7 separate regions of the Homo sapiens genome follow, and regions 1, 2, 3, 4, 5 and 6 are each linked to region 7. A link is a loop called in an ENCODE intact Hi-C map of the cell type or tissue named here. Cell type or tissue: K562. All regions are shown on one strand. Region 1 has its middle 110 kb from the start of VPREB1. Region 2 holds the start of LOC105372948 (a long non-coding RNA gene). Region 3 has its middle 37 kb from the start of LL22NC03-102D1.18. Region 4 has its middle 23 kb from the start of LL22NC03-102D1.18. Region 5 has its middle 37 kb from the start of VPREB1. Region 6 has its middle 69 kb from the start of IGLL5. Region 7 has its middle 35 kb from the start of LL22NC03-63E9.3.

Region 1 (4,000 bases), 240 kb after region 7:
AACAAAATCAGGAATAATCAACCTAAAGGCCCTCAAAGGTAGTAATGAGCCCTCTATGGGATGGGTGCAATTCAGCGAGAACAGGAAGAATCCCAAAAGGAGTTTGCAGTGTGAAAAAAGCCAGAACAAATGGGAAGATAATGTCTGATAACACTGATACATTCCAAAAAATGGAAAGCAAACAATAGTGACAGAGACAGATCTGTGGCTGCACAGGATAGCACTGGGGAAGGGAGGGAGGGAGATGACAAGGGGTCATGAGGGGTTGCTGGGGTTGGTCACAGGTTGCATAGCTGCGTGTTGGTGGTGATGTATTCAAGGATCAAAAAATGTCAACATTTGTCTAATTTCCTATTATAAATCTGGGTGGTTTATTAAATATGCATTATTCCTACATGAAAGGAGTTTTATTAAAAAAAGAATTGGCTGGAGAGAAAGGAAGCACAGGGATTCACACTGAGGAGCAGGGGGAGGAAGACACCACTCTGGAAACTCCTGGAAATGGGAAAAGGAGGATGACAGAGACACAGGTTTCCCATCAGAGGTGGGTCTGTGACGACACAGCTGTACCTGCCACCTCAGTCCAGGACTTCAGTGCAGAGACCCTGTGTCCCAAGTTGCAGGAAGCAGGATGTTCTGTTTCCTGGACAGCCTGTTCATGACTCTGAGGATGAAGGGGAGGAGGAGCCTCCACTCTCAGGCAGGGCCCTGGATGCCCTTGGACCCATGGGGGAAGCTACAGCAGCAGAAGCCACAGGCCGGGCCTGAGCAGCAGCTGCCGGGGCTCACCCTCCTGACAGAGGAGGAAGGGGGTTCTTGTCTCAGTTCCCCCTGGGCCTGGAGCACTGTGGGACCACTCAGGCTGTCATCCCATGCTGCACAGTAATAATCAGCCTCATCCTCGGACCGGAGCCCACTGATGGCCAGGGAGGCTGAGGTGCCAGACTTGGAGCCAGAGAATCGGTCAGGGACCCCTGAGGGCCGCTGATTATTACTATAGATGAGGAGTTTGGGGGCCGTTCCTGGGAGCTGCTGGTACCAGTATACATAATTACTTCCGATGTTGGAGCTGCTTCCAGAACAAGAGATGGTGACCCTCTGCCCGGGGGTCCCAGACGCTGAGGGTGGCTGAGTCAGCACAGACTGGGCCCAGGACCCTGGAAGTGAGAGAGACACAGACATGGTGATTGACAAGAGACGAAAGGAGACAAGAGGAGAAAGCAGGGCCCCATGGGCTTCCCAGGGCCCCTCTCTTGGTCCCCATCCTGTCACCTGCACAGTGAGTGAGGAGGGTGAGGAGGAGAGGGAAGCCGGCCATGCTGGAGATTGTCCTGAATCCTGTCTTCTCTACCACAGCTGAAGCTGAGCTTCCCCCAGATCTCTCCCTCTCTTCATACTCTGAGAGGGGGAGAGTCCATCCATGCAAATCAGATCCCCCCGGTTTTTGACCCCACCCTGAGCCCTGGGTCAGGCTCCTGGGCTTGAGTATGTCAGGGTGTGGCAGGGGTGGAGCTTTGTGGTCCCAGGGGGTGGGGAGGACACAGGACACAGCTGCCAGCCCTGAGCAGAGGACATCAGGCAGGGCAGGTGCCTGGTTCTGCTCTGATTACCCCAAGTCTTCTCAGAAATGGTCCCCAAGCGCCCCCTAGTGTCCAGACTAAGGCAAACCGTTCTATGATCAGGTGACCAGAGCCTCTGAGATTCACCGCTGCCTCCGCCCCGCCCTGTTTTCTGGCCACTGCCCCCGCTCCCAAGTCCCGGCCCAGTAAGGTGGCACCTGTGTCTCCCTCCTGTGACCTCAGGGCAGTCTTCACGCTCTACTGGACTCCTCAGGAGTGAATCTGTCTATGGCTCTTTGGCTGTACATTGTAGAGGACTCAGGTGATGTCTACACAAAGTCCTTTTATTTCAGGATCAAGCCCAGAGCGGGGACCGGCCCCATGGACTCACTTCCCCACCAGTGTTGGACACCGGGTCCTCTCCTCTCATGTGACTCCTCCCTGGTGGCCAGGGCTCCACTTCCTCTGTGGATCCTGCTGCGCTGAGGAGAAAGGGAGCTCTTCCCTCTGGGATGCCCTGGGGAGGAATTCCCAGAGGGTTTTTCTGGTAAATCTTTGTTCTCCCTCTACTTCCCCAGATTTGCAGTCATAGTCATCCGGATACTGTGACCAGGGATCTTGCCTAGGAGTCTGTCCTCCAAGCACTGAATGCCAGTCTGTGGGGGATCCTGGCAAATGTCTTTGGAGTGTTTCACTTATGAGCAAAAAGAGCAAAGATGTTCAGTCTTTGAACATGGGAAGAATTAAAATTTTAACTTGGTTTGACGACCAGAGTCTGTCCTCAGGTGAGCCTGATATGTGATAGCTCTTAGCATCGAGCACCCCAACTAGGATTTCCAGGGAAAAATTATGGTTCAAATTCAGTAGTGAGTCTTGTGGGGGTGGCTTGAAGATGATGAAAATTATTCATCTTTGGTCTGTAATGACATCTAGAATCTAATAAACTAAAAACAATAATCTTAAGAAAAAAGATAATTCTGTTAATCAAAATGAAAAATGAAATAGATTGTGTTTATGATTGCATGAGTTCTGGCATGATACACCCTGGACTCTTAACAAATATTTGTTTGGGGAATTTTACGTGGATGGAGGGAAACAGCTGGATGGTTATGTTGATATTTATACTTGTGAATGTATCATCAGGCAGTTGCAATACAATGAGATTTTTTATTTATTTGTTTGTTTATTTATTTATTTATTTTGAGCCGGAGTCTTGGTCTGTTGCCCAGGCTGGAGTGCAGTGGCACCATCTCGGCTAAATGCAACCTCCATCTCCCAGGTTCAAGCAATTCTCCTGCCTCAGCCTTCCAAGTAGCTGGAATTACCAGCACGAGCCACCATGCCCGGCTAATTTTTGTATTTTTTTAGTAGAGACTGGGTTTCACCATGTTGGCCAGGCTGGTCTCCAACTCCTGACCTTGTGATCAGCCCACCTCGGACTCCCAAAGTGCTGGGATTACAGGCGTGAGCCACCGCGCCTGGCCACAATGAGATTTTAAATGCTCCATTTAAACAACAAAATAGTGAGATTTATTGCAGGCATTTAAATAAAACCAGTCCGTATATGTAACTGAAATAAAATGGATGCTGTGTTTTGGGATTGCATTTCAAGGGTGTCATTATTTTAAATGTTCCTTTTAGTGTAAGCCATGCTCCTTTACATAATTTTCATAGTTTTTATAAAAAGTTTATTGTGTTTATATAACACATCAGGCATATTGTTTTATTTATTTCCAAGTAGAAATAAACTATTAGAGCTGGGCTTCACTTCCTGTTTCTTCTCATTGCTTTTTCTTTGATGATGCATAGATGTTCACAGTGAATTTTGTTTTCCTTTCCTCCCACCTTAATGAACAGGGGGTCACCGAGGCTGAGCAGTGTCTCACATACAGGAGAAGGCTGCCCACGGCCTCCTCCCTGCCCACGGATGCGCTTCCTGGTGGATGCCCCATCAGCTCTTAGGCTGAGGGCAGAGAGAGGAGCAGATCCACGGCTAAGGAACCTGGACACCCAGAGGATCTGGAAGGAAGGGGCAACAGTTGCGACAGTGAGCCCTGGACAGAAGACACTGACTGTGGATTTTTTATGTGATTCTCCTCAGGAACCCTCACAGACAAACCAAACCCCAGTCTCTACGTGTCTTCAGGGTGCCGGTCCTTCCAGGTCCTCTTTTTGTCACTGCCCTAGGCCCCGGGCATCCTTCTCCTATGAGTCACAATGGACAGTCTCCTCTTCAGGGTGCACCCTCCTTACCACATCTGACCCCACACCCATCTCCTCATTCCTCCATAAACCATCCCCTGCTCACTTCCATTAGCATTTTTACATCATTCTAGGATCACAGCCTCCCAAGGATGTCTCTGCAGGATATCCATGTTGCAGAGAGCTCAGACCTTTGACAGGACCACTGTGCCTGGGCCACCTAAGGCTGAGCATTTCTC
Region 2 (4,000 bases), 290 kb before region 7:
AGTGGTCTACTATGGATCTCTGCATTTCTGCATGTCTCTCGGGCAAAGGCACTGATTGTGGATTATCTTTTCAAGAGTGTTTGTGGAGTGAACAACCTCGGAAGGTACAGAGAATGCCTCTCTTTGGAGCAAAACACAGATATATGCTTACTGTCAAGTATGAAATATTTGGGATCCCTGAGCTCTGGCATGCAGATGTCACCTGGCCCTCTTTGCATCACCTTGTGGAACTGGTGCAAGACAATGCTGATACCTTGGCAACTGCTATTGCTGTGAAAAACAGATTATTCGTTGTCTCTGACCCAGGAGTCTTGTATCTTCTGCCAGCATCCATGGCACTGTGGCAGGCTTACTTTTTAGTCTGCAAATAGGATGAAGTCTCAGACTCTTAACAGTTCTTGAAGGTGATGATAATGAGGAGGAGGAGGAAGAAAGAGATGAAGTTGAGGATGGTGATCATGACTTAATGGTTCGACTCATCGAATCGGTTTTCAAAGATCTCCAGGCTGGATCTTTATACACATTGCTTGGGTAACTTTTGAGGACCAGGTGCTGGGGGCTGGATTATACAAATAATCACCACACATCCCTGTCCTTCAAAATAGGCAAGGCACTGAGCAGTAACAGGGTGTAGGTGCCCTAACAGACATCATTCAGGGCACAAGGGAGGGCCCTGGGAAACCCCTGGTCCAGCACAGCTTCTCCACTGGGGAGCTTGGCCTATTCCTGCCTCTGATCTTGGGCTCCTTGGATATTCGGGGCTGGGGCAGGGTCTGCCCTGGGAGTCTAGGCTGAAGCTGCTCCCTTCCAGCCCCTCTGTGGGTATGACACTCACCCACTGCTCAGGACCCAGAAGCTGTGGTTCCTTTCAGGGACAGTCCCAGGTCTTGGGGATAAAAAGGGGCTGTCCCTAAATGTAGCATCCCCAGCTGCTGCCCCTACCCCCACCCTTGCACCTGCCATGGCCTCTGGATAGACATCGTCACCGCAGACCACATCCTTCCATGGTGGCTGCAGTCGGAAATCCGAGTCTGTCTGGGGACCCTGGAGGACTGGACTAGGCCTCCCCAGCAGGTGCAGCTGCAGCTCTGGCCACCCAGGCCTATCCCCTGCCCTGAGATGTGCAAGGGCTGGATCCAGGCCTGGGCAGAAGCAGCCAAGTCCAGCTGTCCTGTTTGGCAGACCCCCTGCTGAGGGTCTGTGGTGCCTCTGCAGAGCTCTCTGGGTCCCGCCCTGGCCCTTCTCTCCCAAAGCAGAGGGATGTACCCCATCCAGTTGCTTCTGCCCTGCTCCATGTCTGAGGGTATCCCCCACCTTGGCCTTCTGCTGGTCAGTCCCCTGCCCAGTCTCCATCCCCCAGGTCCCAGAAACTCCACCTGCAGGCACTGCAGACTCCTCTCCCCCAGGTCCAGGGGTCCCCAGCTCCCCACTCCCCACCATCCCTAAATTCAAGCTGGCTGGTCTTTCTTGTCTCATCTTGAGCTTCTCACTCTTGGGATCTGGGGGAGTCTGAGGCACAGGATGACAAAGTATTGGCTGGGGATATGACAAAGGTTCTGGATCTCTGAGTCCCCAGAGTTAGAAGCTGGCTCTGCAGCTCCTGATCCCCCTCTGAGGAGTCCTCAGGAACCCCAAAGACCCCAGCTCCTCTGGTGATCCTGGGTTGCAGCCTCCACCCCAGCTCTCCTCCAGGAAATGGAAGAGATCCCTGCTCCCTTTGTAGATGTCACAGAGTGGACTTGCCAACCTGGCAGGGAGGTCTTCTAGCTACTTCTACCAGTGTGGAAACACAGTCTCAGAGAGGGAGAGTTTCTTGCCCAAGGCACACAGCGACTTGGTGTAAAGACTGTGTCTTGGGACTTACTAATAGCAATCAAAGACCTGGAGGACCAGCCTTTTTGGACATGAGGTGGAGCCAGCCTGGAACTGGAGGGTGGAGTTTTGGGAGGTTTCTGTTCTTTAACCTCCACCAGCTGCCTGGAGTGCAGCTGTAAGGGGAGAATCCAGTAGGGGGCAGAAGAGACCAGCAGTAGAGGAAGCCTGAGGAGGAACTGGCTGGAGCTCTTCAGAAGAGAAAGGCCAAGACCCAGGGGAGGGCTCTGGTGGCCGGGCAGAAGGCGGTGCAGGGGCCTGACTCTGGTTTTGCATCCCTGTGGGTACTCACTCACCTGTGGGACTGTGGGTAGGACCAAGAACAAAACCACTGAGGTGAGTGAGTCAGATCCTGAAATTTTGTTCATTGTGGGTTTGTTGGGCATTAATTTTGATTTTTGAAAATATTGCATTAAGTATTATTTATCTGGGTCACTAGGTTTTTGGATGCTCCTTTAATTTTTGCATTCGAGGTGAGTGATGGCTGTCACTTGGAACTCCAGGAAACCAGTCTCTGGAGACATGCACATAGAGGCTATATATCTGACATACAATCGTAGAGCCGAGTCTCGGCTTGAGAATATAATACCTCTAGCAGTGAAGGAGCCAACTGTCCCACTCAACACTGTGTCCCCAGTCACCTGGCTTGGCACCTGGCACATATTGGGTCCTCCATGAATATTTCTTGACCAAATGAATAAATGGACCAGGATTCAACACCAGGCCTCTTTGACCAGAACCTCTTCCGTCTACACCCAGGGACCTCCAGCTTGGGAAGACCCTCAGGGTTGGACTCACTCACACCTCAGAGGACCACCAGCTCTTCCCTCTGCCACCTCCTAGGGAAGGGGCTACAGAGCATCAACTCACTGTGACATCACCTACCCAATACAGGCCCCGAGGCCTGAAATCTAGGTGACACTTAGAACCTCCTCTGTCTAGGACTCTCTCCCCTGCCTGGTACGAGGAGTACTCCAGGCACACCAACCACTGGTGTCTGGAGAGGCGAATCTCTGTTTTTGTTGTCCCTGAAGTCGTTTTTCACAACTGGAAACATCTTCTGTCTGGACCGAGCAATAAGACCGCTGAAGCCACTCTGACCCCCGCTTAAGGGGTCCCTAGGAACCTTGAAGACCCCAGCTCCTCTGATGATCCTGGGTTGCAGCCTCCACCCCAGCTCTCCTCCAGGAAATAGGAGAGGTTCCTGCTCCCTCTGTAGATGTCATGGACTGGCCCACCTGACAGGGGGTCTTCCCACTACTGAGGAGGAAACAGAGGCAGAGAGAGAGAGGGAGAGGGAGGGGGAGGGGGAGGGGGGGAGAGAGAGAGAGAGAGAGAGAGAGAGAAAGGGAGAGAGAGGGTGAGAGAGGGTGTTCCAGGGCCCTTACCGCAGCCCTGGAAAATGCCTGTCGCTGCTTCCAGTGGGCAGACTAGGAAGCTGAGGCCCAGGGAGTTTAGAAGCAACCCTAGTGGGAGTGAATGGGCCAGGGGAACTAGGATTCCAGACTCCCAGCCTGGATGTTGGAGTTGGCCAAGGAGATGCAGCCAAGTGGGCTTGAAGGCCAGCTTGAAGGCCATATGCCCAACAGCCTAGGTCACTGTGGGCTGGTTTCCCACCCGTCATCTCTGAGGGTGATTGGGATCTCTACAAATATGAGACACAGGGACTGGCCTGGTTCTGTAGGGAAGGTTCTGCAGCTGGTGGGACGGAAGCTTCTGCCCAAGTCTCTGGGCCTGGGCTGCTCTGCAGAGGCTGGGCATGGAGCAGGGGGAGGAGCCAGGGTGAGCACAGGGAGGGCCTTGGGGCAGGGAGGAGACAGGAGATGAGGAAGCAATGATGGTTCTGGGGAGTGGAGGGGAAGCCCCAGTAGAGGGAGGAGGAGCCTGGAGATGCTGCTGGGAAGGACTGGACCAGACTTCCATCCCTCTAACCTCTGCCCAGCCCAAGCAGCAGGTAGCCCTGGGAGGCCAGTTCCCCATGACTGCCCCCCAACACCGCTTGGGGGACCCTCATGTGGTCATTTCCATCACAAGAGGAATGACCCCTGTGGGACTGGGCCAGCTGAGCCCGCATCTCTCATCTCTGCTTATGGATTTGTTTGTGTCTAGGGATTTAATAAACTCCTTT
Region 3 (4,000 bases), 150 kb before region 7:
GAGGAGGGCTTGAGGATGAAAGGCCCCTTTACAGAAGGTCCCAACCCAGAGCTGAAGTCAGGGTTTGGGAGGCCAATTACAGTGTCATATATTGAGTGGTTTAATGGAGGGTCTTTCACCCTTTGTAAAATGTCTTTTAAAATATTTTCACATTCCTGCCTTATAAATTTTTCACAATTGAAAGAATGTTTCCTCTCTCAATATAAAAATACATTTTTCTCAGTGTTGCTGAAACCTTAACTGGGTAGCAAGATGTGGTTGAGGGGATCCCAGGGTAGGTGGGGACCAAGGATTGGCATTTTATGGCCAATGACACTGTGGTTTGGTTGCCATAATGCATAACTGAGCCAACAAGGAATCAAAATAATCAGACAAGATCGTGGGTGTGGTTTAGGTGGTCCTAGTGTCCCAGACTGGAAGCACGTGAGCAGCCCCCCCCCCTACTTATTTTGTTTTGAATGAGCAGAAAACACCATTTGAGAAAGACTGCGAGGGCTCCTGAGCCTTGGCAGAGGCTCTGTGTGATTGTGGCCACAGAGCTCACCACGAGACTCAAGTTGCTGATATGCTGGATTTCGTCTGAAACACAGTCCCGGGTGGCCATTTTAGGCAGCTCCCCAATCACACGGCAGGGATGTATTTGTGACTTGAGGGATTAGGTTACGAGGGCCAAGTAAGTTGCGTGAAGAGTTGGCCAAACAGACATGACCCAAGCCCTGCACCATGCCTTCCTCTCACCCTACAGCCTTGGCCTCCAGAGTGGCTCCCTGAGATCAGCTGCCTAGTAGGAGGCAATTAGGCTGGGGTTACAGATGTTTCTGCAGGACATGCATCCACCACTGGTGTGAACGGTGCTAGTACTCCACCTGGCCTCTGAGAATCCCTGAACAGCAGTGGTGGAAGAACATTCTCCTTAAAGCAGAATTTTAAGCAGTGTAATTGGCTCATGTCACCTGCAAAGAGATGGGCAGAGGTTCCTAATTCATGGGCTGTGACTCAGGGTCCTGGAATATGGTCAAGGATGTTCAGGAACTTGGGAGAGATACAACAGGAATACTGATCACAAATATGTCAGGGGGAGAGATGTGTGAGTAGACCTCCTCCAGTGGGCAAAAAGCATGAGAATTTTTTTCCATATATAAATACTCACTAAGTCTTCTGTGAAAATGAAGTGATTTTGCTAATCAGGTGAGTAGGGTGACCTGTTCTATGGACACCAGGCAGCCTCCGTCAACCACTCCTGTCATTGTCCAACAGACTCCAAAAAAATGTGGCCATGGTGGCAGGGATAGAGGCTGATAATGGGCTCATCAATGTGAATTTCCACTAACTGGAGCTGGCCTGGCTGAAGCCACTGCTGGGTGACAATCTGTCAACAGCAGAGACCAACACAGGCATCCCTATAGGATGACCTTCTCTGTGGAAAACAGCCAGGGGCCTGCTTGATATTAATTTCATTAGAGCTCTTCCATCATGGGAGAGACAGCTCTTTTTCCTTACTAGCATTGGCATGTACAGAGGATTTGCTTTCATTGACAGCAATGCTTCTGCCAAAACTGTTATCTCTGGATTACAGAATGATGCACCCATCACGATGGTATTCCACAGGAGGTTCTGACCAAGGAACTCGTTTCACCGCAAATAAAGGGCTATGGGCCTTTTCTCCTGGCATTCAAGATTCTTACTCTTGTCCCCAACATTCTGAGACATGTGGCTTATATGAATGGTTTAATGACTGCATGGAGACTCCATTACTGCACCAGGCAAGTGGCAAGTATGTGTAGGGTTGGGCAATGTCTTCCAGGATGGGGCATGTGCTGTGCATCAGTGCCCAATAGATGGTGCTGTTTCTCCCACAGTCAGGATCCACGAGTCCAGAATCAAGGAGTAAATTGTAGTGGCTCCACTCAAAAATGCCTTTAGTGATCCATCAGCAAAAATTTGACATTCTCTCATCCCGACCTCAGGCTCTGTGGGTCTAGAGGTCTTAGGTGCACTGGAGGAATGCTTTCCCAGAGGATACAACAATGACTGCACTGAACTGAGACCTGAGAGTTCCCCACATCCCTCTGGACATGCCTGCATGGATGTCTCCCTGTGTCTGTCTTTCCAGTCAGACCCTCCATCAACAACTCAAACCCCAGGCAAAGAAACACAGGACTGCCAGGCCTGCCAGGCACAAATCCACTGCAGACTGACTCCTTTGCAGCGCCTGCCTGGAGGGCTGGAGGGAAGGGCAGCCTGGGGGTTCAAATTTGGGTGAATTTGGCCAAGCCTGCTCATGGCTTTGTCCACAGTCCTCCTGGGGCAGAAGGAAGGGGATGAAATAGAGGGGGAGGGGTTTATGTTTCACTTCCCTGTCTCCTTGTGTCACTGTGGGATAAGTACCACTGCTGTCTGCTGATAGACAGTAATAGTCAGCCTCGTCTTCTGCCTGGACTCCACTGATGGTCAATGTGACTATTGTCCCTGAGCTGGAGCCAGAGAATCGCTCAGGGATCCCTGAGGGCCTCTCGCTGTCTTTATATATCACCAGCACAGGGAACTGGCCTGGCTTCTGCTGGTACCAATAAGCATATTTTTTTGGCAATGCTTCTCCAGAGCAGGTGATCCTGGCCATCTGTCCTAGGGACACTGACACCGAGGGTGGCTGTGTCAGCTCATAGGAGGCCTCAGAGCCTGCAAGGAAGAACAAGAGAGGGGGCTTGAAGACAAAGGACCCATTTCCAGGAGTCCCACCCAGAGGCTGTGTCTGGGCTTTGCTCAGGATTCAGGTCAGGCTCAACTTGGAATCTGTGGGGACTGAGCCTGGGGAAGGGCCTGGGGTCAGCACCTGTGCAGAGAGTGAGGAGGGGGAGCAGGAGAGGGATCCAGGCCATGGTGAGATTCCCAGAGCTGTGCCTCCTGGACCCACAGAACAGTTGGGCTCCGCAGGCCTCTCTTATTCCCTCTCAGGCTTTCGGGGGCAGTCAGTGTTAAGCGTTTATGCAAATTTACATCCTCTGTGGCTCTTCCTGGAGAGATGTCTCTCAAACCAGCTGTGAGGGCAGCACAGGCAACAGGAGGAACAAGCAGGGTCTCTGGTTAGAAAATCAGCTGCAGCCTTCAAGCCCTGTGATCATAGACCTTTGTGGGAATTAACCTCATGACCACTGTCCCAAACCTCGCTGACCTGGGGTCTGTCCTGGGCCAGGCTCAGCAGAGCTGTGGACCTTCCAGGAGGTTGGCCATGGGGCTGAGCTGGGCTCTGTGGAGAGATCATGATGACACCTGACTCAGCAGCAGGTGGCCCAGGGACCCATGATCTTCCTCCTCCTGGTCCCTCAGACTCAGTCCCCTCTTGTTCATTTCATCTAAATGCTGTGCTGTGTCATTAGGACACTTGCTGATTATTCAGTGGGAATATTTGGGTCATTTAAGCAACCACACACCCCTGTGGAGTCAACATGGCATCTGGTCTCATTTCAGTCGTGGTGCTGCTCCTGCTACATCACCCCTCATTGCCACAAGAGATTAGCAATCAGCACCGTCAACTTGTCTGTTATTTATTCATGTTTTTCTCATCAATATTTTATGTAAACTTGCAAAAAGCAGCAGAAAACCACACTGGACTGAGAATCTAACGTTAGGTCCATGGTCTCTGTAAGGGTCCCAGGGTCATGGTCTCTGCACAGCATGTGAGCTCCAGAGATTGGGTGGTCCCTGGTTACTCCAGCCAGGCCCCTGCTCAGTGTCCTGTCACTGAGCGTGGACAGCACCATGGTCAGAGCTGTGGCCTGAGGCAGGTGAGAAGCCCTGTCCCTCTGAAGAGTGTCTCCTGAAGGAGGCTGGGGATGCCCATCCAGGGCCAGGGTCCCAAATGCCCCACCACACCCACCCGAGACTCCCCTGAGTACAGGAGCTGCCCCCTGAGTCAGAGTCCGCCTGGAGCTGGAAGGAAAGGCAGAGGGAGGAGGGGTCGGGTGTATCTGGAAGTGCCCAGGACAGAGGGCTCAGCTCC
Region 4 (4,000 bases), 94 kb before region 7:
GGCCCTGAGAGGATGGAGAAGCTGCTCAGAATCACCAGCCCTGCAGGGGCCAGGTTAAGACCAGAGAGGACGCCTGACCCTGAGGCCTGACCTTCAGCTGCTCACAGGGCAGCTGAGAATGAGAGCCAGGCCGAGATGGGACAGTTCTGTGGCTAGTCCCTGTCTCTCTGTGTTACTATGAGTCCCTGCCAGCTGCTCCCACTGTTATTATCTGCAGTTCAGCAATAGTCAGTCTCTTCCCGGGCTTGGGCTCCATTAATGGTCATGGTGGCCATGTTCCCTGAGTTGAAGCCTAAGAATTGGGCAGATGTCCCTGAGGGTCAGTTGCTGTTATACTAGATGACCAGCACCATGGACTGGCCTGGATTCTGCTGGTTCCTTAATGCATGTTTATCTCAAGGTTATCTCCAGAGTATGTGCTCATGATTGTCAGTCCCAGGGCCACCAACACTGAGACCAGCTGTCTCTGCACATAGGAGGCACAGGGCTGACAGAAGAGGAGAGGAGAGGAGAGGAGAGGAGAGGAGAGGAGAGGAGAGGAGAGGAGAGGAGAGGAGAGGAGGGCGTGAGGATGAAGGGTCCATTCCCAGAAGGTCCCAACCCGGAGCTGAACTTAGGGTTTGGGTAGGCCAATTACAGTGTCATATATTGAGTGGTTTAATGGAAGGTCTTTCACTCTTCGTAAAGTGTCTTTTAAAATATTTTCACATTACTGTCCTATAAAATTTTCACAATTGAAATAATTAATCTTTCATCTTCTCAATATAAAAATAAATTTCTCTCAGTGGAGGTGAAACCTGTTTTGGGTAGCAAGATGTGGTTGAGGGGATCCCAGGGTAGGTGGGGGCCAAGTAGTGGCATTTTATTGCCAAAGACACTGTGGCTTGGTTACCATAATGCATAGCTGAGCATGCAAGGATTCAGAATAATCAGACAAGATCATGTGCGTGGTCTAAGTGGTCCTGGGGTCCCAGCCTCCCTCTACTTATTTTTTTGAATGAGCAGAAAGCTCCATTTGAGAAAGACTGTGAAGGCTCCTGGGCCTCAGCAGAGGCTCTGTGTGATTGTGGCCACACAGCTCACCATGTGACCCAAGTTGCCAGTATGCTAGGTTTGGTCTGAACCACAGTCCCGGTTGGCCATTTCCAGCAGCTCCTCAATCACATGGCAGGGATGTATTTGTGACTTGAGGGACTAGGTCACGAGGCCCAAGTAAGTTTCATGAAGAGTTGGCCAAATAGACATGACCGGAGCCCTGCACCATGTCTTCCTCTCAACCTACAGCCTTGACGTCCTGAGGGGCTCCCTGAGATCAGCTGCCTAGGAGGAGGCACTTAGGCTGGGGTTACAGAGTTTTCTGCAGGACATGCAGCCACTACTGGTGTGGACAGTGCTAGTACTCCACCTGGCCTCTGAGAATCCCTGAACAGCAGTGTTGGAGGAACATTCTCATTAAAGTAGAATTTTAAGCAGTGCAATTGGCTCATGTCACCTGCCAAGAGATGGGCAGAGGTTCCTAATTCACAGGTTGTGACTCAGGGTCTTGAAAGATGCTCAAGGATGTTCAGGGACTTGAGAGAGACACAATGAGAATATTGATCACAAATACGTCAGGGGGAGAGATGTGTGAATAGACCTCCTCCGGTGGGCAGAAAGTAAGAGAATTTTTTCCATATGTCAATACTCACCAAGTCTTCTGTGAAAATGAAGTGATTTTGCTAATCAGGTGAGTAGGGTGACTTGTTCTGTGGACATCAGGCAGCCTCCCTCAACCACTCTTGTCAATGCCCAGTGGGCTCCATAAAAAAAAGCGCCCATGGTGGCAGGGATGGAGGCTGTCCATGGGCTCATCAATGTCGATTTCCACTAACTGGAGCTGGCCTGGCTGTAGCCACTGCTGAGTGACCATCTGCCAACAGCAGAGACTAACACAGAGATCCCTATAGGATGACTTTCTCTGTGGAAAACAGCCAGGGGCCTGCTTAATATTAATTTCGTTTGCACTCTTCCATCATGGCAGGAATAGCTCTTTTTTCTTACTAGAATTGACATTTATTCTACAGAGGATTTGCTTTCATTGACAGCAATGCTTCTGCCAAAACTGTTGTCTCTGGATTACAGAATGACGCACCCATCATGATGGTATTCCACAGGAGGTTCTGACCAAGGAATTCATTTCACTGCAAATAAAGGGCTATGGGCCTTTTCTTCTGGCAATCAAGATTCTTACTCTTGTCCCAAACATTCTGAGACATATGGCTTATATGAATGGTTTAATGACTGCTTGGAGACACCATTACTGCACCAGGCAAGTGGCAAGTATGTGTAGGGCTGGACAATGTCTTCCAGGATAGGGCATGTTCTGTGCATCAGTGCCCAATAGATGGTGCTGTTTCTCCCACAGTCAGGATCCATGAGTCCAGAATCAAGGAGTAAATTGTAGTGGCTCCACTCAAAAATGTCTTCAGTGGTCCATTAGCAAAAATTTAACATTCTCTCCTCCTGATCTCAGGCTCTGTGGGTCTGGAGGTCTTAGATGCACTAGAGGAATGCTTTCCCAGAGGATACAACAATGACTGCATTCAACTGAGACCTGAGAGTTCCCCATGTCCCTTTGGACATGCCTGCATGGATGTCTCCCTGTGTCTGTCTTTCCAGTCAGACCCTCCATCGACAACTCAAACCCCAGGCAAAGAAACACAGGACAGCCTGGCCTGCCAGGCACAAATCCACTCCAGACTGACTACTCTGCAGTGCCTGCCTGGAGGGCTGGAGGGAAGGGCAGCCTGGGGGTTCAGATTTGGGTGAATTTGGCCAAGCCTACTCATGGCTTTGTCCACAGTCCTCCTGGGGCAGGAGGAAGAGGATGAAATAGAGGGGGAGGGGTTTATGTCTCACTTCCCTGTCTGCTTGTGTCACTGTGGGATAAGTACCACTGCTGTCTGCTGATTGACAGTAATAGTCAGCCTCGTCTTCTGCCTGGACTCCACTGATGGTCAACGTGACTGTTGTCCCTGAGCTGGAGCCAGAGAATCGCTCAGGGATCCCTGAGGGCCTCTCACTGTCTTTATATATCACCAGCACAGGGGCCTGGCCTGGCTTCTGCTGGTACCAATAAGCATATTGCTTTGGCAATGCATCTCCAGAGCAGGTGATCCTGGCCGTCTGTCCTGGGGACACTGACACCGAGGGTGGCTGTGTCAGCTCATAGGAGGCCTCAGAGCCTGCAAGGAAGAACAAGAGAGGGGGCTTGAAGACAAAGGACCCATTCCCAGGAGTCGCACCCAGAGGCTGTGTCTGGGCTTTGCTCGGGATTCAGGGCAGGCTCAACTTGGGATCTGTGGGGAATAAGACTGGAGCAGGGCCTGGAGCAGGGCCTGGGGACAGCACCTGTGCAGAGAGTGAGGAGGGGGAGAAGTAGAGGGATCCAGGCCATGGTGAGACACCCAGAGTTCTGCCTCCTGGACCCACAGCACAGCTAGGCTCCCCAGGCCTCTCTTATTCTCTCTCAGGCTTTTTAGGGTAGTCAGTGTTTGGTGTTTATGCAAATTTACTTCCTCTGGGACTCCTCCTGGAGAGATGTCACCCAAACCAGCTGTGGGGGCAGCACAGGCGACAAGAGGAAGAAGAAGAAGCAGGATCTCTGGTTAGAAAATCAGCTGCAGCCTTGAAGCCCTGTGATCGCAGTCACCTTCTTGGGAATTGACTTCATGACCACTGTCCCAAACCTCGTTGACCTGGGGTCTGTCCTGGGCCAGGCTCAGCAGAGCTGTGGACCTTCCAGGAGTTTGGCCATGGGGCTGAGCTGGGCCCTGCCGAGAGATCATGCTGACACCTGACTCAGCAGCAGGTGGCCCAGGGACCCATGATCTTCCTCCCCCTGGTCCCTCAGACTCAGTCCCCTCTTGTTCATTTCATCTAAATGCTGTGCTGTGTCATTGGGACACTTGCTGATTATTCAGTGGGAATAGTTGGGTCATTTAAGCAACCACACACCCCT
Region 5 (4,000 bases), 390 kb after region 7:
CCTGGTTTTCATGAGATCATAAGAATGTGTGTGATTGTTTCTTGATTTCTTATCCAAAACAAAAATTTAATTCTACAATTTTGTGAGATAAAAATTTCATTTAGAAAAGTATATATTATATATTTCTTCACCCAACATATTCGCTCAAACAGAAATGCACTGGTGAAAATACTGTGATTTTTTTTTTTTTTTTTTTTTTTTTGAGACAGTCTCGCTCTTTCGCCCAGGCCGGACTGCAATGGTGCTATCTAGGCTCACTGCAAGCTCCGCCTCCTGGGTTCACACCATTCTCCTGCCTCAGCCTCCTGAGTAGCTGGGATTGCAGGCGCCTGCCACCGCACCCAGCTAATTTTTTGTATTTTTAGTAGAGATGGGATTTCACTGTGTTAGCCAAGATGGTCTCGATCTCCTGACCTCCTGATCCGCCCACCTCCCAAAGTGCTGGTATTACAGGCGTGAGCCACCACGCCCGGCCATGATATTTCTTTATTAATTTCTGGGGAAATGGTCGGTCTTTTTTGAGGGATGCCCTTTTTCATCCTTGTAAGACCATGCTGATGCATGCTGCCCATGGGAAGCCAAAGGGTCAATGAATCCCCTGGCATTGTGTCCAGTCACTCCATTTCCTTCTCCCGTAGCTTTTCAGGGAAGCAGCCCTGAGAACTCAGAGGATCTTTCTCTGATTGAAGCATCTGACCTCTGGTTGATATCTCTAAACATGCTGTTTTTTCAAAAATCATGTTCACTGTCTTCCAATGACTGTGCAAATGTCTCAACCCACATCCTCCCAGATGCTCAAGATAATCCTTCATTGATATAAAATGGACTCTAATTGCTAATATTCTGAGAAAGTTTTGCTTCTATGTTCATTAATGAGATTGTCTTGTATTATTCAAATCTGTTTCTGTTTCTGTTGAGTTTAGTTTTACTCTTTCGCTGGAACATCAAAATAAGTATGTGTGTTTGTGTGTGTGTGTGTGTGTGTGTGTGTGTGTTTATAATTTTATACAAAGGTCCAGACTGTATAAATGGCAGTTAGCACTCTCTAACCCAGCCCTCTACAAGGAGGTTTAGAAATAATGGATAGAACGAGATAACAAGCTCCTCATGCCCAGACGATAGGACTGAAAGGCAGTGGTAATGTGCACCCAGAAACCTTGACCTCATCCCTAAAAGAACTCCTGATCTAAAGACTGAGGATTTTGAAGTGGACTGAGATTCTGGCCATGCTGGAGAAGCTCCAGGGTTCTTCTTGCTGAGTCTAAGTTGTTAGGATGGGAACTTCCCCAATTCCAAGTGTTTCTCATTCTGTGCCCAGGAAACATTGTAGTTCAAGTTCCTTTGAGCAAATTTGTTCCTGCTGTGTGATTTGTCTCTGCTTGAAGGGCAGGCTTGGACAAGGACTCCATGAGGGCGGAGGATAAAATAGGAAGCATTGGAGTGTGAGTCTAGTGCTCAGTGGCTCCTGAGGTGCAGGAAGTGGCTCCTGCTCGGTGGTGCAGGTGCAGGAAGTCATACTTCAGTGAGGACACTGCTTGCTCAAGTGTATGAGAACCAGTATTTTCCTATGTGGCCTGGCCCAGAGCCCTTCCCTCTCAGGAACAGTCCAACAGCACCCCCTGCTGGCTCCGATCCCAAGTCGGGTGGCCCCTCAGACACAGACCCAGCTCTTCTGGAAGGACATCCTGACCATTGCAAATGGATCTTTCAACTCATGACCTAAGGGAGTAGAATGAGTGGGTCCTCTCTGCAGTGTTTACAGCTGAGACATTATTTCTTTCACGTTAGTTATGGTCTGCAAAGAGCTAATCACAGAATGTGTTTCAGGATGCACAGTGATGATTTACCAGATATCAGCATCACCAGGCGTGTGAGTGTGTTTCTCCCAGGGGCCTGTGGTCATCACCAGTCTGTGGTCATCTTGAACCCAATCTAAGGCTTAATGTTCTGCTGAGCCTCCAGGTGGTTCATACCTGGGGATAATTCTACATGGGCTTCTTTTAGAGGTTGACTTATTTTGTTATTGTCGTTATTGTCGTGAGGGTCGCCTGTGAGATTCCTTCAGCTCCTACTGCACAAGCCTTGGCATTATAGCCCATAAGAATGATGCTGTCAGAAAAAAAGTGTCTCTTGCTCTGTTTCGCCTCTGACTTCTTTTGCTATTTAATATTATCCTGGTAATACCTCTTTTCTTTTGACCATGTTATATATTTAAGGTATTTTAGTCTAATTTTATAATTTTCGTCAATATGTGGATGGATATAAAAAGACAATTCTCAAAAGTGGAACCCCTCCTTTCTTTTTGGATGTTCTCCCCATACTACTGGCCTGAGGAACCCTCACGTCCCATTTCCCCACCATCACTGGGCCCTGATTCATTTTATTCGTTAAGAAGATCCCTGGATTTAATGGGGATTGGATTCACAAAGCCTAGGTCTCAGAGAACTTCTATTCATCCAACATCTTTCCAACCAAAGAACCAGAGACAAGCACTAGAAATGTGGAGTCAACCTGGAGGCTTGAGGCCTTCATGGCTCTGAGAGCTGGGTCCTTACTGCGGAGGGGCTGCCCTGCACCTGGGAACAGAGCAGCTCTTCCAGAGGCAATCTCAAAAGAAAGAGAAACCTAACTTCTCTGTGGGTTCAGAGCCCAAAGGGTGATCAGCAAAGCCAGGGCCAGATGTAGGGACATGTGAAGCCCATGAGGGCCATACCTGCCAAACTTCTGCTGCTCTTCTCATCCCAGCAGACAACAACGAGGGCTATCTTTGTTACTGTGGACATAGTGATTATGTTTTCATTGGGAGACCAGTAAGAAAAGGTGTCTTTTCATTGAATCCGTAAAGATAAACAGAAAATACCATTAAGCCCTCTGGTTTTAGGAGCACGTGTGATAGCATCAGCAAAAACCTGAGCTGGTCTTGGTAGTATTCACTCAAGCAGGCAGAAAAAGGGCAAAGATGGATCTGACAGAAGAGTTGGAAGGCCAATTTCTATCTAATTTTCTCATATGACAGTGACTGTTGGTGGTGACTGAGGCTGCTGTGCTGCCCCTGAATAAATGTCACCATCATCCTCATGCACTGACTGGAACCCAGAGAAAGTCAGGGAGGCTGAACTGCCGACTGGAAGAAGGGACCTGACCTGTGATTGCCCAGCATTAAACTTTTCCACCAGCAGGTGTCCAGAGCATTTCCTGGCTGAACCTGATAGCAGGATCCCTTACCCTCCATGCCACTGGTGGTTCCTGTGACTTCATCGAGATTCAACCTGAGGGTGGCTGGATCACCACAGGCTAAGCCCTGACTTCTAGCTGGAGACATAGAGAATCCTGGAAACTGAAGATGTCCAGAATAATGTGTACCCAGAGAGAAGAGAGGGGTGTGTGTGTGCGTGTGTGTGTGTGTGTGTGTGTGTGTGTGTGTGTGAAAGAGAGAGAGAGAGAGAGAGAACATGTGTCTTCCAGGACCCATTCCTGCCTAGGCAGAGCCTAAAGTGAGTGGCAGCCTGCCTCACGGCCAAAATGTGATCTTGAAATAGCAATTATTAAAAATGCTCAGGCAGCATCCTTTCAATAAGTACCTAAGCCTAAACTGGGGAGTACTGCATTGACACATTCATAGGCTGATCAGTGAAGGGAGAAACCACCTAAATGAGGATATTAACGTGGCATTTCTATGTCTTTCCTCATTGAATTAAACGCAAGTACAGGTTCTATGATCACTGAGCTGAGAATCTTTTCAAAGGAGAATATTCTTTCCAGTAGATTTAATATTATCACAAAATTAAAACAAACCAATTTCATTATTCTCACATTCTAAGACTCTGGTATATTTAAACGTTAAATTAAGAGCATGTTTTGAAAACCTCTCAATAGGGGCAGGAACACCTATATTTAAGACTCCTCTACCTTTACTTTAAAGAAACACATCACTTTCCATTTGGAGGGGAATGTCAGAATTCTATCAGCCACATAGATCTTTTTATAAAGTATGATTTTA
Region 6 (4,000 bases), 360 kb before region 7:
ATTGGGGTTTTGAGGACCAGCATTCACGTCCATCCTGTATGAGGCCATCCTTGAAGTCAGAAGTTTTCCACTCTGAACCATCATTAGAGGAGTCATCGCTATGGTGACATGATGGTTTTCTCTCTTTCCATGAACTTGGAGATGGGGAATTATTTGAAAAGATAGAGAGCTGAGTGTCCAACCTCACTCTGGTCATATGACGTCTCTAGGGGAGCAAAGGCTAAAGGAAATTGGTTTCCTCCTTGCTGTGCAATGCACTAGCTTTTGGACACATGGCTGTCCTGTCACTTTTTACTGGAGCTAGGCCCGAGGCATTTGCAGGAGTGTAATTTATTTGGCCCCAAGCTGTGACACGTTCTGGGTCCACCGGAAATTCTTGATTTCTTTTATACTCTGCTGGGCGGGCTTCTCTAGGGTACTTATTCTAGGAATAAATCTCACGAATCTTTGTGGGCTTTGAAGTCCACATTGCTCCTTGGAGAGGAGAGAGCATCTGCATCCATTCTTTGCTCACCCACCACCCCCGAAGTGGCCATTCCAAAGAAAGCTGCCTGTGTTCTCACTGGCTGATATCTATCCCCATTTTAACCTGATTTAGATGGGGCTGACCAGCATTTATGGTTTGGTCACAACGCTTGCCTTCTGCAGTTCCCTGTGGCAGCTGACTGTTTGCATTCTGCAAGATGAATGCCTGAAGGCTTCATTTGACTTCATTTGATTGAAGGTCTATCATAGTAGCAGTTCGGAGATGACCTTCATTTCCATGCCATCTTTTGATGCTGAGATATTGTGTCAACCAGGGTAGACTCAGGAGGCAAACCACACCAGTAATTTGAACAGGGATTTTTTCAGAGTTGTTAAACTATAAAGAGTGGTGAGCTCATGAAAAGGATAAAGCAGGACTGTACAACGTTCATGAGTAGCAGATTCAGAAAGCAGCTACCGACTCACGCGGAGTGAGTGAAGGAACTAAGAGCTTGAGAATGGGACCCCAGGCAAGGCTGAGATTCAGACTTTTCCAGGAGAGCATGGTTTTGCTGTGAGCTGTAGCCTGCCAGAGGCCAAGACGCTTGCCAGAGAGTGTGAGCAGAAGCTGGTCCATGGAAGGGCCTATCATTGCCCAGGGGTATGTGGGTGGGCTGGTGCAGGTCTGGAGGATCAGCCCCAGGGTGGAAAGGTGATTGCCTGAGGATGCAGTAGGAGCTTGTCTGTAGAAGCAGCAGCCAGGGACTTTATATTTGCACAGATAATCTTTTCACACATTGCCCTTTTAGGGATATGGAAAGTAGAGTCCTGGGCTAAACAGATGCCTTCTTTAACAGTTCACTATGGAAGCTGGATGTGGTGGCTCATGCCTGTAATCCCAGCACTTTGGGAGGCCAAGGTGGGAGGATTCCTTGAGGCCAGGAGTTCGAGACCAGCTTAGGCAAATAATGAGATTCCCCATCTCTACAAAAAATACAAAAATTAGCTAAGTGTGGTGGTGTGTGCATGTAGTCCCGGCTACTCAGGAGGCTGAGGCAGGAGGATCACTTGAGCCCAGGAGTCTGAGATTGCAGGGAGCTATGGATGCACTGCTGCTCTCTAGCCTGGGTGATACAGGGAGACCCTGTCTCAAGAAAAGGAATACACTATGGAAAAGGAGGTGAACGTTCGGTGGTCAGCAGCCTGTTGCTGCCATAGGGGGTTTTAGTGGCCAAAGGCTAAGTGTAATGGCTTTGCTATTGCAGGGGCCACCCTCACTTCCCCGCCTATCCTACCATAGGCTGAGATATTTAGGCCACTGAGATTCTGCACACAAGTCTTACACACAGAATCAGAAGGAAATTGACCAAAGAAAGGCCCTGAGATGGTTGTCCAAATTCCAGGAGGAAGCGCTCATGGTGAACCAGTGCTCTGGTCACACTAGCTGAGTAACTCTTGTTCTAGGAGTGCTGTGGTGACTGCTTTGGGTTGAGGGACGCTTCTGATAATTCTCAACCAGGGGTAAGGCAAGGGGTCTGCAGGCAGGCAGTGGGAATGACTGCTGTACGAGGTCACTGCTTATTCCAACACCAGGAGCCATGCCACTCTACCCCAGCTGCCACAGGAAGGGAGACCTGCAGGCTGCCCATGTAGGAACTCCCCAGGCATTGAGTTTTTGCTGGAGTTGATGGGTCCCAGGGTTGGTTGAGGAAGAGGACAGGAACCTTTCGTGGGGGTGCTGGTGGGAGAAGAGGGGTGTTTCTTGTTTTCCCATACTCTAGGCCCTTCTCTACATGGTCTGGGATTTGCTTGACTTTGCCACCAGATGTCGCTGTCTACTTGTACAGAAGCACGGGGAGGCGACTACAGCCTGCCCAGAACTGAGAATTAAGAAACAGGGTTGCAAAAAGCCCAGTGGTGTCCCGCAACTGGCTTGCACCAGCTCAGGAGAGCTGATGATTTAAGAGCATCTCTTCCCAACTCTGTGTTCAGTGGGGCACCTTGGTAGCTTGAAATCAGCCATGGTGGGATTATTTATACCATGGAAATGGGCAAATGCTACAAATTAGGACTCCCACCGCCCTTGCTACTCTGTTAGTTGTTAAACTTTTCCCAGCACACCAGTGGGCACAGTGACCATTTAATGACAAGGATTGGGAAACTAAGGCTCAGGCAGTTTATTGAATTAGTCACATAACTGGAAAAGAACTCTGTGTGTGAAGCGCTGTGTTAGAGAAAACAAGAGTGAACAAGTCCTTTTCGTCTGCCCAGTCACAGGAGGGAGACTCAATATCTAACTGCAGTGGAGGACTGCCCTGGTGTCTGGCCCACGCATGCTGCCTGCCTGGGTTAGTTGAGAGCTGTAAAGGAGGGTTGTAGTAAGAGCTGCGTGGTGCAAATGGAAAAGTCTGCTGATATCAAGTGTGGTAAAGAGTTAGAGAAACAGAACCCACACATTGCTAGTAGGGTGTAAATTCATCAGCCACATTAGAGGGCAGTAAAACTGAAAATGTGCATTCCTCCTGATCCAGCAGTCCTGCCTCTGGGTATTATCTGGAAGATCTTATTTGCTAATTCCTGCATTACTTGTGGTAGCAAAAAGCTGGAAACAGCCTAAATGCTGTTTAGTCGATATATATATATATATATAAATGTATCACTATATATGTGGTGGTACATATCTATAAAGAGCCTAAATGTGTAATATATAGATGTGCCACACTATCTATTTATAGTGTGTAGAAAGTATATATAGTATATATGTATATATAGTATATATATGTAGCGATACATATACATATATACACACACATATATATATGGCCTAAAAGCCTAATATATAAATGTACACTATATATATATATATATATATATATATATATATATATATATATATATATATGGCTTCTGTGCGGAATAAAAAGAAAGGACAGCAGGGAAACAGGAAAGCACCTTCTCGCCGCGGTGGCCTCGCAGCTTCCCCCAGGTGCTCTCTTTTGGCAAAGCCTAACATTGCAGCGGCGGGCAAAGGAGGGCGCTGTTTACCAGCCGGCTTCCTAGAGCTTGCGAGAAAGGGGCAATTTGCAGCTAGAACATTCCGCTGATAACTGGCAGAGTTCACCCGCTTTCCTACTTAGCTTCCGTATTTATCTTTCTACACACATTTGAACTTCTGAGGAACCAAAAAACAACTCTGTTTCCGTCTAATAAGAAGCAGTTATCCTTTATATGAACGAAATTCTCACCCTCTCCTCCAAGCGAGATGCAGGCTCCCAAGAGCCACTGCATCCACAGCTAACTATATTAGTTTATCTTCATCTTTAGTCACAATTTCACTGAATACTCTGCTAACAACTCATAATAAGAAAAGATAAATGGTTAATAACTCCAAATACATACATATACCACACATGACAAGCAAAGTAAAAAAATGTGCTTTTTTACTTGGTCATGAATAGAATTACCAGATAAAATATAGGATGTCCAAACAGTGAATGCATTTTTAAGCATAAATATGTCCCCAATATTGCATAGG
Region 7 (4,000 bases):
ACATCCGGCTAACTTTTTTGTATTTTTAGTACAGACGGGGTTTCATCATGTTGGCCAGCCTGGTCTCAAACTCCTGACCTCAGGTGATCCACCTGCCTCGACCTCCCAAAGTGCTTGGATTACAGGCGTGAGCCACCTCGTCTCTCTGGCTACTTTTAAGGCTACATTTCTTCACCACATTTCTTCATCATCATTTTAGCATAAAATTGCTAAAATGTTTTTTAGCAATTTGATGATGATGAGTGTTGTTGTTTTCTTTATGTGGGGTGTGAGTGTGTGTGTGTGTGCGTGCACACACGCTCTGGAGTGTTCTCTCAAGTGTCTTTGGATGGTTCTTTTCTCTTCCAGAGGTTGTTTCCTCCCACATATGTGCTCATCGGTGCTCACGAACATTTGCAGACTCCAGAGTCCTCTCTCTGTGCAACTCTCTCCTCTTTGTTACTCTTCCCTTTGGACTGTTTTGGTTTGTTTTTAAATCTTTTAATTCCCCAGACTCCTACTCTGAGAGGGGGAATTCCATGCAGTGAGGTTTAGGGATATATTCTCAGGAAAGAAGTATGGGAGGCATGAGTGGGAATGTGTTACAATTGAGTGCTCAGCTGCAACACACTTCAAGGCCATCCTAAATTAAGGCCTGACTTTGGGATTGAGGCATCAAGCAGTCATTGCACCTGAGCCACGCTCTGACATGGGCAAACTTTTGGGGGAGGCCATTCTTTGCAATCAATGGCATTTTCCGGTGGGGAGCAGCTGTGAGAAGCCAGGGCCTCCCGGCAGCTTTGGGTGTATGGCGGATGGGTGAGCCCTGAAAGGGGAATCTTGATGGACACCACACTGCCCATTGTGGTGGCCCTCCCTGTTCAGAATATGAGGATGTCATGGAGCTGGGGCTTGAGGGTCTCAGTTAAACCTGAGAAGTTCAGAATGATCTGGGGCATTTGGGCCACAGAAAAGCAGCACTGCCTTAGGTCCAGTCACCATACAGAAGGAAATCCAGGGACCATTACCACTCAATGGCTGTCTCCCTCTGACTATCCTTACACTCAGGTCATCTTAAGCCAAGACACAGCCACTCTGGACAATACCAGGACAGTCTGGTCCTGCCAGCCCCAAGTCCTCTCCTGACCTAACCCACTCTCTTCAGAGTCTCCCTGGAGGGCTTGGAGGTCAGGGCACCCTGGGGTCTCAGATCCAGGAAAACTGAGCCAGACCTGCCCATGGCTGTGTCCACAGTCCTGCTGGGGCCGGAGGAAGTGAGTGACACAGACAGAAAAAGGGTTTGTGTCTCACTTTTCCATCTGCCTGTGTCACTGTGAGTTGAGTAGCATGGTTGTCTATCAACTGATAGTAATAATCAGCCTCATCCTCAGCCTGGGCCCCAGTGATGGTCAGGGTGGTTGTGTTGCCTGATTTGGAGCCAGAGAATCGCTCAGGGATCCTTGAGGGCCGGTCACTGCTATCATAGATGACCAGCACGGGGGCCTGGCCTGGCTTCTGCTGGTACCAGTGTTCATAAGAGCCTTCCATGCTGTCTCCCTGGCAGGTGATCCTGGCCATTTGTCCCAAGGCCACAGACACTGCAGGCACCTGAGTTGGCCCAGAGGAAATAACGGAGCCCACAAGAGAGGACAGGAGAGGTGAGTCTGAGGATGAGGGCCTCATTCCCAGAACCCCACACCCTGCATCACTCCCTATGTTGAGTTGAAGGTCAGGGCCAGGCTGATCTTGATCCCACTGGGGGCTGAGCCCTGGGAGGCAGCACCTGTGCAGAGAGTGAGGACGAGCAGGGGAGGGGTCCAGGCCATAATGGAAATGCCCCAGAGCTCTGCCTCTGAGTCCACAGCTGGGAAGGGACCTTCAGGCCTTTCTTATCATAGAAAGGGGAGTCTCTTCATGCAACTCTACTTCCTTTATTCTTAATTCTTTGTTAGTTGGTTCCCTGTTAAGCAGCGGATGTAAATCTGCTCTCCATTCTTTAAAATGTATGTCGAAGTTCTTGTCTGACCCTATGTCTGAGGACATTCTCTGCGTAATTTTTCAAGAGTAGAAGAGTCAGGTGGGTTTCAGGATTCCACTCAATAGAAGGGGCCAGAAAGGAAATGACTCAAGTACTACCAGGGACTTGGAGCCATTAGTGTCCCAAACCAGGGGTCACAGTGCCCCCTGGTGCCCACAGGACAAATGTCATCCTGTATGTATCAATAGATCATACAGCAGAATGGCTACCTTCGATTTTTGCGGGGCGGGGGTTAGTTTTTGTGTGTGTGTGCGTTTGTGTGTGTGTGTGGTGGAGTCTCACTCTATCGTCCAGGCTGGAGTGCAATGGCACGATCTGGGCTGCAGAATGACAACCTTTTTTTTTTCCTTTTTGTGATGGAGTCTCACTCTATCATCTAGGCTGGAGTGCAATGGCACCATCTGGGCTCACCGCAACCTCCGCCTCTCAGGCTCAAGCTATTCCCCTGCCTCAGCCTCCTGAATAGCTGAGATTACAGAAGGGCACCACCATGCCTAGCTATTTTTTTTTTTTTTTTGTATTTTTAGTAGAGATGGAGTTTCACCATGTTGGCCTGGCTGGTCTGGAACTCCTGGACTCCAGTGATCCCCCACCTCGGCCTCCCAAAGTATTGGGATTACAGGCATAAGCCACCATGCCTGGCCTACTTTTGAGCCCTTAATATATGCCAGATGCATTGGTGAGTGTTTTACAAGCATAACTTCAAGAAAACTTGCATCATATGGAGTAGGAAGATGAGGAGCCCTATGCTCAGGGCCCAGATTTTATTAGGGAATCAATATTGGGAGGTGAAGTTTTTTCCCCAAGTTCCCCAGACAGTAGTGAGTGGAGTCCCAGTTCCATCCAGGAAACGAACCTCAGAGCATGACCTTCCAGCCCCTCCCTGCCCTGCCTCCTGCACCCTGCTCCATCTGTTCCCCCTACCCAAGGTCTTTGGGGTCCCTCTTGTTTTCATTTGCCAGTGCTGCCATCACAAGATACCAAAGAACTAGTGGCCTCAACAGCAAAACTTATTTTCTCAGTGCTGAAGCTGGAAAGTCCAGGGTGAAAGTGTTGGTAGGACTGATTTTCCCTGAGGCCTCTCTCCTTGGCTTGCAGGTCGTTACCTCCTTGCTGTGACCTCACATGGTCTTTCCTCCGCCTGCTCATCTCTGGTGTCTGATTTCTGTGTGTGCAAATTTTCTCTTCTAAGGAGAACACCAGTCAGACTGGATAAGAACCCACCCTCATGACCTCATTTTCACTTAATCACCTCCATAAAGACCCTGTCTCCAAATTTAGTCACACACTGTGATTAAGGCTTCATTGCATGAATCTTGAGGGACACAATTTAGCCAATAAGCCTCCACCCTGTGGACTCCAAAGCTTATTTCTTTCTCACTTGTAAAACACATTCACCCCATCCCAGTAGCCCAAATCATTAACTAACTCAGCACAAACTCTGAGACCCAAATACCTCCAAATAAAGTGTGGATGAGACTCCGGGTGTGATTCTTCCTGAGGCATTAAAAAATAACAGCTTTAGGAAAATTTTCCTCCTCTTTCCTGTCATCTGGGTGTTCAAAAAAGTCAAAGCTCCCACTTTATTTGCTAAGATTGAAAGAGGCTTTGCTCCTGTTTCCTTCTTTCTCCCTTCCTGAGACTGAGGGGCAGTCACAGCTGCTGGCTGGCGAGCACTTATGGAAAACGCAAATGGGTCAGTTGAAAAGATTGGCAGTTGGGCCAAGGTCCCCACAGAGAAGGGATCCCATACCACTTGCTGCTGCGTGCACGTCCAAGAGTCTCCTTTCCCCAAAGAGACTTTGGGCCTGATAGATTTAACTTTGAGTCTCTGGCTGATTTCCTCTTAAACAAACCTCAGTTCTTTCTCAAAAACTTTCAAGTAATGGAAATTGTCCATTTCAAGTCCATATTGCCCTCTCTGTTGGCTGGGCATGGTGGCACACACCTGTTGTCCCAGCAACTCAGGAGGCTGAGGTAGGA

The links. A loop is a pair of places that touch in the nucleus more often than their neighbours do. Peaks named below come from ENCODE experiments on the same cell type or tissue, not always from the same donor. Only the 100,000 strongest peaks of a DNase experiment are listed, where the experiment ranks them.
Region 1: it touches region 7 in a loop (2.4-fold over the local background); 2 of 110 quality-filtered maps call a loop at or near these places.
Region 2: it touches region 7 in a loop (3.0-fold over the local background); 14 of 110 quality-filtered maps call a loop at or near these places.
Region 3: a loop joins it to region 7, with 5 times the contacts of the local background. A loop is called at or near these places in 7 of 110 quality-filtered maps.
Region 4: it touches region 7 in a loop (3-fold over the local background); 33 of 110 quality-filtered maps call a loop at or near these places.
Region 5: a loop joins it to region 7, with 3 times the contacts of the local background. A loop is called at or near these places in 4 of 110 quality-filtered maps.
Region 6: it touches region 7 in a loop (4-fold over the local background); 23 of 110 quality-filtered maps call a loop at or near these places.

What each region holds. Positions count from the first base shown.
Region 1 is chr22:22,355,113-22,359,112 of GRCh38, reverse strand. It overlaps IGL and IGLV1-47. Among named protein-coding and RNA genes, the nearest start is that of VPREB1, 110 kb to the right of the region's middle. RefSeq lists a silencer at 1,453-1,552. In K562, a CTCF peak has its summit at 1,647 (motif pointing left); DNase peaks (open chromatin) are centred at 1,652 and 2,371; H3K27me3 peaks cover 687 bases.
Region 2 is chr22:22,882,147-22,886,146 of GRCh38, reverse strand. It overlaps LOC105372948 (a long non-coding RNA gene), which reads left to right and starts at 1,548. Exons shown (of 4, transcript XR_938047.2): 1 at 1,548-2,208. It also overlaps IGL. In K562, no CTCF peak of the experiment used is centred here; DNase peaks (open chromatin) are centred at 1,313, 2,016, 2,902 and 3,690; H3K27me3 peaks cover 533 bases.
Region 3 is chr22:22,746,300-22,750,299 of GRCh38, reverse strand. It overlaps IGL and IGLV3-16. Among named protein-coding and RNA genes, the nearest start is that of LL22NC03-102D1.18, 37 kb to the right of the region's middle. RefSeq lists an enhancer at 3,618-4,000. In K562, no CTCF peak of the experiment used is centred here; DNase peaks (open chromatin) are centred at 469, 769, 1,799 and 2,015.
Region 4 is chr22:22,686,205-22,690,204 of GRCh38, reverse strand. It overlaps IGL and IGLV3-25. Among named protein-coding and RNA genes, the nearest start is that of LL22NC03-102D1.18, 23 kb to the left of the region's middle. In K562, no CTCF peak of the experiment used is centred here; a DNase peak (open chromatin) is centred at 2,354; H3K27me3 peaks cover 348 bases.
Region 5 is chr22:22,205,613-22,209,612 of GRCh38, reverse strand. It overlaps IGL. Among named protein-coding and RNA genes, the nearest start is that of VPREB1, 37 kb to the left of the region's middle. In K562, CTCF peaks have their summits at 646, 1,618 (motif pointing left) and 3,172; DNase peaks (open chromatin) are centred at 712, 1,632, 3,202 and 3,601; H3K27me3 peaks cover 1,771 bases.
Region 6 is chr22:22,954,392-22,958,391 of GRCh38, reverse strand. No RefSeq gene overlaps it. Among named protein-coding and RNA genes, the nearest start is that of IGLL5, 69 kb to the right of the region's middle. RefSeq lists an enhancer at 3,531-3,680. In K562, no CTCF peak of the experiment used is centred here; DNase peaks (open chromatin) are centred at 1,101, 2,301, 2,771, 3,501 and 2 weaker places; H3K27me3 peaks cover 621 bases.
Region 7 is chr22:22,592,372-22,596,371 of GRCh38, reverse strand. It overlaps IGL and IGLV3-32. Among named protein-coding and RNA genes, the nearest start is that of LL22NC03-63E9.3, 35 kb to the right of the region's middle. RefSeq lists an enhancer at 1,110-1,609. In K562, no CTCF peak of the experiment used is centred here; a DNase peak (open chromatin) is centred at 2,151; H3K27me3 peaks cover 2,172 bases.